Linked DNA regions of Homo sapiens: all the other regions are linked to region 3. A link is an interaction called in ENCODE POLR2A ChIA-PET data of the cell type or tissue named here. Cell type or tissue: GM12878. All regions are shown on one strand.

The links. ChIA-PET counts read pairs that join two places held together with the same protein. Peaks named below come from ENCODE experiments on the same cell type or tissue, not always from the same donor. Only the 100,000 strongest peaks of a DNase experiment are listed, where the experiment ranks them.
Region 1: POLR2A ChIA-PET joins it to region 3 with 8 read pairs; 2 of 35 experiments call an interaction of 5 or more read pairs at or near these places.
Region 2: POLR2A ChIA-PET joins it to region 3 with 7 read pairs; 1 of 35 experiments calls an interaction of 5 or more read pairs at or near these places.

Annotation. Positions count from the first base shown.
Region 1 is chr19:14,491,622-14,494,121 of GRCh38, forward strand. GIPC1 (GIPC PDZ domain containing family member 1) reads right to left here. Exons shown (of 9, transcript NM_005716.4): 2 at 1,236-1,291; 3 at 35-122. Among named protein-coding and RNA genes, the nearest start is that of GIPC1, 3.3 kb to the right of the region's middle. In GM12878, no CTCF peak of the experiment used is centred here; no DNase peak of the experiment used is centred here.
Region 2 is chr19:13,011,473-13,013,972 of GRCh38, forward strand. All of the region lies in intron 1 of NFIX (nuclear factor I X), which reads left to right. It overlaps NFIX-AS1 (NFIX antisense RNA 1), which reads right to left. Exons shown (of 2, transcript XR_001753870.2): 2 at 2,416-2,500. Among named protein-coding and RNA genes, the nearest start is that of NFIX-AS1, 2.4 kb to the right of the region's middle. In GM12878, no CTCF peak of the experiment used is centred here; no DNase peak of the experiment used is centred here; H3K4me3 peaks cover 652 bases; H3K27me3 peaks cover 156 bases.
Region 3 is chr19:14,308,721-14,311,220 of GRCh38, forward strand. All of the region lies in intron 3 of LINC01841 (long intergenic non-protein coding RNA 1841), which reads right to left. Among named protein-coding and RNA genes, the nearest start is that of LINC01842, 24 kb to the right of the region's middle. RefSeq lists a silencer at 2,288-2,500. In GM12878, no CTCF peak of the experiment used is centred here; a DNase peak (open chromatin) is centred at 1,461; H3K27ac peaks cover 533 bases.

The sequences.
Region 1 (2,500 bases), 180 kb after region 3:
TCATCTCACCTGGTCCATCTCCATGATCACTTACCTAAACTAGTGTGGTTGCCTCCTGTGGGTTTCCCAGCTTCCACCCTCACCCCCTACGACTTCTTGTCCAGACAGCAGCCAGAATGGTCCTGTAAAACATAAGTCATGTCGCATTTGTCTCTGCTCTGACCCCTCCCCGGGCTCTGACCTCGCTGGAAAGAAAAATCAGTGTCGGCCGGGTGTGGTGGCTCTCGCCTGTAATCCTAACACTCCGGGAGGCCGAGGTGGGCATGAGCCACCACGCCCAGCCATATATTTTCAAAATTAGCCAGGCGTGGTGGCGGGCGCCTGCAGTCCCAGCTACTCGGAAGGCTGAGGCAGGAGAATGGCATGAACCCGGGAGGTGGAGTTTGCAGTGAGCCAAGATCGTGCCACTGCACTCCAGCCTGGGTGACAGAGTGAGGCTCCATCTCAAAAAAAAGAAAAAAGAAAAGACCCCTCATCATCCCTCCAATTCCGCCAGCTCTACGCACTGGGAGGCAGGAAACTAAAAACATGAATCTGGAACCTGGCTTCATCTCTTAATAGCTGTGTGACTTTGGGCAAGGGTCTTAACCTCTCTGAGCTCCAAGGAAATCATGCATGTGCTTGGAACAGTCCTGGCACACAATAAGGGTTGCATAAATATTGGTGACAATTACTGCTACTGCCATCTTTTGTTTTTTTTTTTGAGACGGAGTCTCGCTCTGTTGCCCAGGCTGGAGTGCAGTGGCACGATCTCAGCTCACTGCAAGCTCTGCTTCCCGGGTTCACGCCATTCTCCTGCCTCAGCCTCCCGAGTAGCTGGGACTACAGGTGCCCGCCACCATGCCCAGCTAATTGTTTGTATTTTTAGTAGAGACGCTGTTTCATCATGTTAGCCAGGATGGTCTCGATCCCCTGACCTCGTGATCCACCTGCCTCGGCCTCCCAAAGTGCTGGGATTATAGGCGTGAGCCACTGCACCCGGCCTTGCTACTGCCATCTGTACCAAGATTCAAGCTTCCTCCTTTTCCCAAGATCCCTACATCCTGACCACCAATTCCCAGCCTCCTTACTCTCTCTCTCTGCCCACCCCACTGCCCTGGTTCATGCCAGCTTCCGTGTCCCCACCCGTGAGGAGGCATTAACAGCAGTGAGGAAAGTGAGTGAGTAATGAATCTGCCTGCCACGGCCATAAGAGGCTTCGTGGCCTGGGTTCAAATCCCACCCCTGCCACTTACCAGCTGTGTGGCTGGGGGGCAAGTCACTTCACATCACAGGGCCTCAGTTTCTTCATCTGAAAAATGGGTGGAATTCCTGTCACTCTCAAGGTGGTTGTGGAAATCCAAAGAGATTACCCACGTATCCCATCTACACTCTGCCTCAGACTCCATTTAAGGACGCTGTTGTCATTACTATGGGTGTCTCCTCCTCTGCCCTGCCCTGCCCAGGAATATCCCAACCCTCTCTGCCTGCCAATACCTACTCCAGGCCCACTCCTCCATGAAGCCTCCCAGGCTTGCCCCAGCATGCTGGAACTGCCCCTGTGGTACAGATGGCTCAGGCCCATGAACTTAATTGCATGCTGCCCTGGCAGAACTCTTGTCTTCCAGCTTCAGGCTGTCATTTAACTTCATGTCTCTATTTTAAAACGTAAACCAGATGGCATCACTGCCCTGCCTGAAACTTTACAACAGTTTCCCACCTTCTGGAAGAAAAACTGCAATCTCCTTACTGTGACCCACAAACCCCTGCAGAATCGCTGCTCTGGGTTCATCTTCTGCTCCAACCATGTGATTCCAAACTTGGTCCAGCCTAAAGACCTTGGCCTTGCCCATCTCTCTCTCTTTTTTTTTTTTCGAGATGGAGTCTTGCTCTGTCACCCAGGTTGGAGTGCAGTGGCGCCATCTCAGCTCACTGCAACCTCCACCTCCTGGGTTCAAACGATTCTTCTGCCCTAGCCTCCTGAGTAGCTGGGATTACAGGCACGCACCACCACATCCGGCTAATTTTTGTATTTTTATTTTGTATTTGTTTATTTTTATTTATTTATTTATTTTTGAGACGGAGTTTCATTCTTGTTGCCCAGGTTGGAGTGCAATGGCGCGATCTTGGCTCACCGCAACCTCTGCCTACCGGGTTCAAGCGATTCTCTCCTGCCTCAGCCTCCCATGTAGCTGTGATTACAGGCATGTGCCACCACGCCCAGCTTATTTTATATTTTTAGTAGAGACAGGGTTTCTCCATGTTGGTCAGGCTGGTCTTGAACTCCTGACCTCAGGTGATCTGCCTGCCTCGGCCTCCCAAAGTGCTGGGATTACAGGCATAAGCCACCACGCCTGGCCTATTTTTATTTTTTTTTGAGATGGAGTCTCGCTCTGTAGCCCAGGCTGGAGTGCAGTGGCACGATCTCAGCTCACTGCAACCTCCGCCTCCCGGGTTCAAGCGATTCTCCTGCCTCAGCCTCCTGAGTAGCTGGGCTTACAGGCGTGCGCCACCACACCCA
Region 2 (2,500 bases), 1.3 Mb before region 3:
GTTCCCTGCGCGCATCATGGACTTCAGGAGTGAGGGTGGGTGGGTTTTGGAGGGGTGGGAGCAGAGGCAGGGGGGTGTGCCGGGACTCCCCAGACGCTCCACTGCCCAATCATAGCTCTTTGATATCCCAGCCCGGCTGGAGAAAGTTAGATGGTACTCCAGCGTCTCCTCCGGGTCCCCGGAAGAGAGAAGCTGGGCTGCACCCCATGTTGGCACGAACACTCCCTCCCCAGTGCCTCTGTGCATTAGGTCGCGTGCCTGTACGTACCCTACCTGAGACCGCCCCTCCGCCAAGTGCGCCCCTCGACAGGTGCCCGTCGCCCACAGGCTCCTTTCATTGTAGCCTCCCTGGAGGTTCTCAAGGCGCCTGGCATTTCCTGGACCCGCTGCAACTGACTCAAGACTGGGGGGAGGGGGCTCATGGAGGTAGAGGTGGTGGGGAGGTCTCCCCAGGGCCCAGGCAGGAGGAGGGAAGGTCGTGTGCTTTCCATGTCGCGGGCAAAATGGGTGCTGACGGTCACTGTCACTTGCATCGCACACTGAGGGGTGGGAGAGGACAGCACATGCCTGGACCGTGCAGGAGGCCCAGAACCGGGGCGCGAAGGGGCCGCGGGACACGAGCGGGCCGTGCGCAAAGCCTGGCGCGCGCGTGCGCAGCGACGAAAAGGCGGGAAGCGGCGCTTCGAGGCCCCGGATGTCAGACGCGACCTGTGTGGCATGTACCAGGCTGGCTCCGACGACGGAACCGCCATGGGTGCTGAGTGGAGAGTGGGGACCGCGGACCCCGGGGGCAGGTGAGGGGAAACTGGGAGCATAGGTCTGGCTTTCGACCGTTTGTGCCGCCAGAGTCTTCTCAATGATCCCTCCCAGGCACCGTAGGCCCTCTAGTGGGTCTGGGTGGCGTCCTCCCGGCCCCTCGCTGCTCAAGCGCGGCTCCCTCTTGCCGGGGCGCGGCCTGCCCCTCACAGTGACCCCCCCGACCCACCCCCCAAAAAGTGACCCCGCGCTGGTGGGCATGGAGGACTGTCCCAGTTCACCATTTGCTGCGTCAAAGGCCGCCGCCAAAAGGGGCTCCGATGTCGGCATTTTTGCCTTAAGGCTAGTTTGTCCCCCAGGCGCGCGGGGGTTGGGGGTTCAGGGCCGCCTGTGCCTCAGTTTCTCTCCTCCTGCGCCCATCCTGACATCCGACGGAGGATAATGCGCGTTGGAGGGCTTTGGCCGTGAATGCGATGTTGATGATTGCTGTGATTCTTTGGGTGCTTGGGAGAGTTTGGGGTTTAACTGCCCCCAAATCCGAGGACAGCTTGGGGGCGTCCCTTCGGAGAGGATCTCTCCGCGTCGCATAGTGAGCGTCGTCATCTCTAGACTACCCCGGTTTCCGAGGAGCCTCACCTTCAATCCCCGAGCCTTCTCTTTTGGGGGAGTAAAGGCGGGGAAATTTACCAGGGGAGATTTTTGTTTCCAGGGTTGGCTGGGTTTGGGGGATTTTGTCCTCCAGCGAGCGCGGGGAAGAAATGTGACTAAGTGGCAGAAAATGCGCTTTCCCTTTCTCTCTCTTCTGCCTTCGGGCCGCGGGGAGTTGCGCAGACTCTAAAAAAAAAACCTTTAAAAACCCAAAACCTCCCCTCCAAGTCCCTTTCGATCTACGCCACCTTCCCTCTCAGGGCTGATTTCTTGAATTTGGGGCGTCGAGGCCTCCCCACCCGTTGCTACCAGCCCTTTTGCAGCACTTCCTGGGCAGGCCAGGGGAGAGGACGGAAAAGTGAAAAAAGAACGTGTGCGCCCAGCGGACCCGACTTAACCTGTTGGTGGAGGAGGAAGCTGGCGTCGGGCTGAAGTCCCCCGAGCCACCCCTGGAGCCAGAGCAGCCCCCGAGCATTCAGAGAAAGCCGCCCGTCCCCAGTCCCCTCGGAAGCCGGTCATAAACCCGACTTCTCATCACCCGAATTACTTAAATGAGCTTTGATGGTGTTAGGTCCTTTTCCACGTGCGGATGACTCAGCCCGCTGCAGCTGCGCCCGGGGAGGTGACCCTGGGGCAGCGGCTGACCCTGCTGCGCCCTGTACCCTGGACCCAGACGCGGCCCATCCCAGCAGCACCCCCCGCCCCAAGCTCCCAGACCACACTTAGCTTTTTTTTTCCCCCCTTACTCTTCGAGTCTTTTTCCTCTTCTCTAAAAACATTTTTTTTAATTTAAAGGAGTTTTATTACTTCTTTTTTTTTTATAAAGCATGTGAGACAGAGGCTGAATGGTAGAAACAGGCTGTTAAAAAAAGAAAAATACGTGCCGGTGACGCTTCGTGGAGCTGGCGAGCCTCGCCTGTCCCGCGACTGAGCTTGCGGTCGCCCCGATTCTCTAGTAGACCCTGGCGTGGGGCACCTGAGATCTCCGCCACTGAAAAGGCGCTATAGAAATGCAAGGAATTATGATTTTAATAAAATTGTCTCATTTAGGAGCGAGCTTCTGCGCTGCCTCTGTCGTCGGAGCCCGGGTTTGCCA
Region 3 (2,500 bases):
GATGTCACTGCCCCTCCAGCCTGGACAACAGAGCAAGACCCTGTCTCTGAAATTTGTTTTTTTGAGACAGAGTCTCGGCTCACTGCAAATTTTGCCTCCTAGGTTCAAGCGATTCTCAGCCTCCCGAGTAGCTGAGATTGCAGGTATGTGCCACCACACCTGGCTAATTTTTGTATTTTTAGTGGAGACAGAGTTTCAGCAGGTTGCCCAGGCTGGTCTCAAATTATTAGCCTGAAGTGATCCACCTGCTGTGGCCTCCCGAAGTGATGGGATTACAGGTGTAAGCCACCGCGCCCAGCCTGAAAAAAAAAATTTTTTTTTAAAGAGAAGAGATTTGCTCACACAACTGAAAAATGTAAAGAAGCAGTATATCTTCAGGTGTGGCTGGATCCAGATGCTGAGATCATGTCACCAGGAGTCTGTTTTTGTCCATCTCTTCATAGATTTGTTTAATCTAGTTGCTGCCTCAGCAGCCATTTTTAGGCCTGACCTAAGTTGTTTGAAGCACAGTTGTATCCCATCACTTTTGGCTTAGTTAAAACTTCCCCTTCCTGGCCGGGCGCCATGGCTCATGCCTGAATCCCAGCACTTTAGGAGGCCGAGACGGGCGGATCACGAGGTCAGGAGATCAAGACCATCCTGGCTAACACAGTGAAATCCTGTTTCTACTAAAAATACAAAAAAAAATTAGCCAGGCGTGGTGGTGGGCGCTTATAGTCCCAGCTACACAGGAGGCTGAGGCAGGAGAATCACTTGAACCTGGGAGACGGAGGTTGCAGCGAGCCGAGATTGCGCCACTGCACTCCAGCCTGAGAGACAGAGCGAGATTCTGTCTCAAAAAAAACAAAAACCAAAAAAACCAAAAAAACAACTTCCTCTTCCTGGTGGGGTGCAATGGCTCATGCTTGAACCCAGGAGATGGAAGTTGCAGTGAGCTGAGATGGCACCACTGCACTTCAGCCTGGATTACAGTGTGAGACTCTGTCTCAAAAACAAACAAACAAAAACAAACACAAATAAACAAAACCAACCAACCAAATGGCAACAACAAAAACTTCCCCTTCTTGGCTGGGTGCAGTGGCTCACGCCTGTAATCCCAGCACTTTGGGAGGCCGAGGCGGGCGGATCACCTGAGGTCAGGAGTTTGAGACCAGTCTGGCCAACATGGTGAAACCCTGTCTCTACTAAAAAATACAAAAAAATTAGCCAGGCATGGTGGCGGGTGCCTGTAATCCCAGCTACTTGGGAGGCTGAGGCAGGAGAATCACTTGAACCTGGGAGGTGTAAGTTGCAGTGATCCAAGATGGTGCCATTGCAGTCCAGCCTGGACAACAAGAGCGAAACTCCATCTAAAAACAAAAAACAAAAAAAACCCAAAAAAAACCCCACCAACTTTCCCTTTCTGTGTGGTTGTTTGTGATGTAGTTCACTTGTTCCTCATCCTACTAACCCAAAACATAACACATCCCACAACTGCCAACCACAGTGAAACCTAATGGCCAACACTAGAGCTATATAAATAAGTTCCCTTTTCTTTAAACTAGTTTTATTTAAACAAGTCCATCCGCAACCCCCATGGGACAATATGTTGCCCAGGCTTGTCTCACGATTCTCCCATCCCAGCCTCCCAAAGTGTTGGAATTACAGGCATGAGCCACAGTGCCAGGCCGCTGTTTGTATTCATTACGTTTTTTTATTTTCTGAATTTTATGATGCTTTGACATTTGGAGGCTTACTGATCCTGGAGAGACTGCTCCTCCCAGGGCTAGCTAATTCCTAGAGATAGCAAACAACACAGCTGTGAGCGTATGTTTAATATACAAACCAAGCAGTCCAGAGCCCAACCCCCAACTATCTCCTTTATCAAACTCTGACACACCAAGACAATATTCCTCCTGCCTAAATCACCCCAGAGTCAGGTATGGACAACTAGAGATCACCCCATAACTCAGAGACTGCCAAAATTATTTGAACCATCAAACCTTCTTTTTTTTTTTTTTGAGATGGAGTTTCGCTCTTGTTGTCCAGGCTGGAGTGCAATGGCGCGATCTCGGCTCACCGCAACCTCCGCCTCCTGAGTTCAAGTGATTCTCCTGCCTCAGCCTCCCAAGTAGCTGGGATTACAGGTGCCTGCCACCACGCCCGGCTAATTTTTTGTATTTTTAGTAGAGACGGGGTTTCATCATATTGGCTAGGCTGGTCTGGAACTCCTGACCTCAGGTGATCCACCTTCCTTGGCCTCCCAAAGTGCTGGGATTACAGGCGTGAGCCACCGCGTCCGGCCGAATCTTCATTTTTATTTATATTTTTTTGAGACAGAGTCTTGTTCTGTTGCCCAGGCTGGAGTAGAGTGGTGTGACCTCAACTCACTTCAACTCCACCTCCTAGGTTCAAGTGGTTCTCCTGCCTCAGCCTCCCAAGTAGTTGGGATTACAGGCACACACCACTATGCCTGGCTAATTTTTGTATTTTTAGTAGAGACGAGGTTTCACCATGTTGG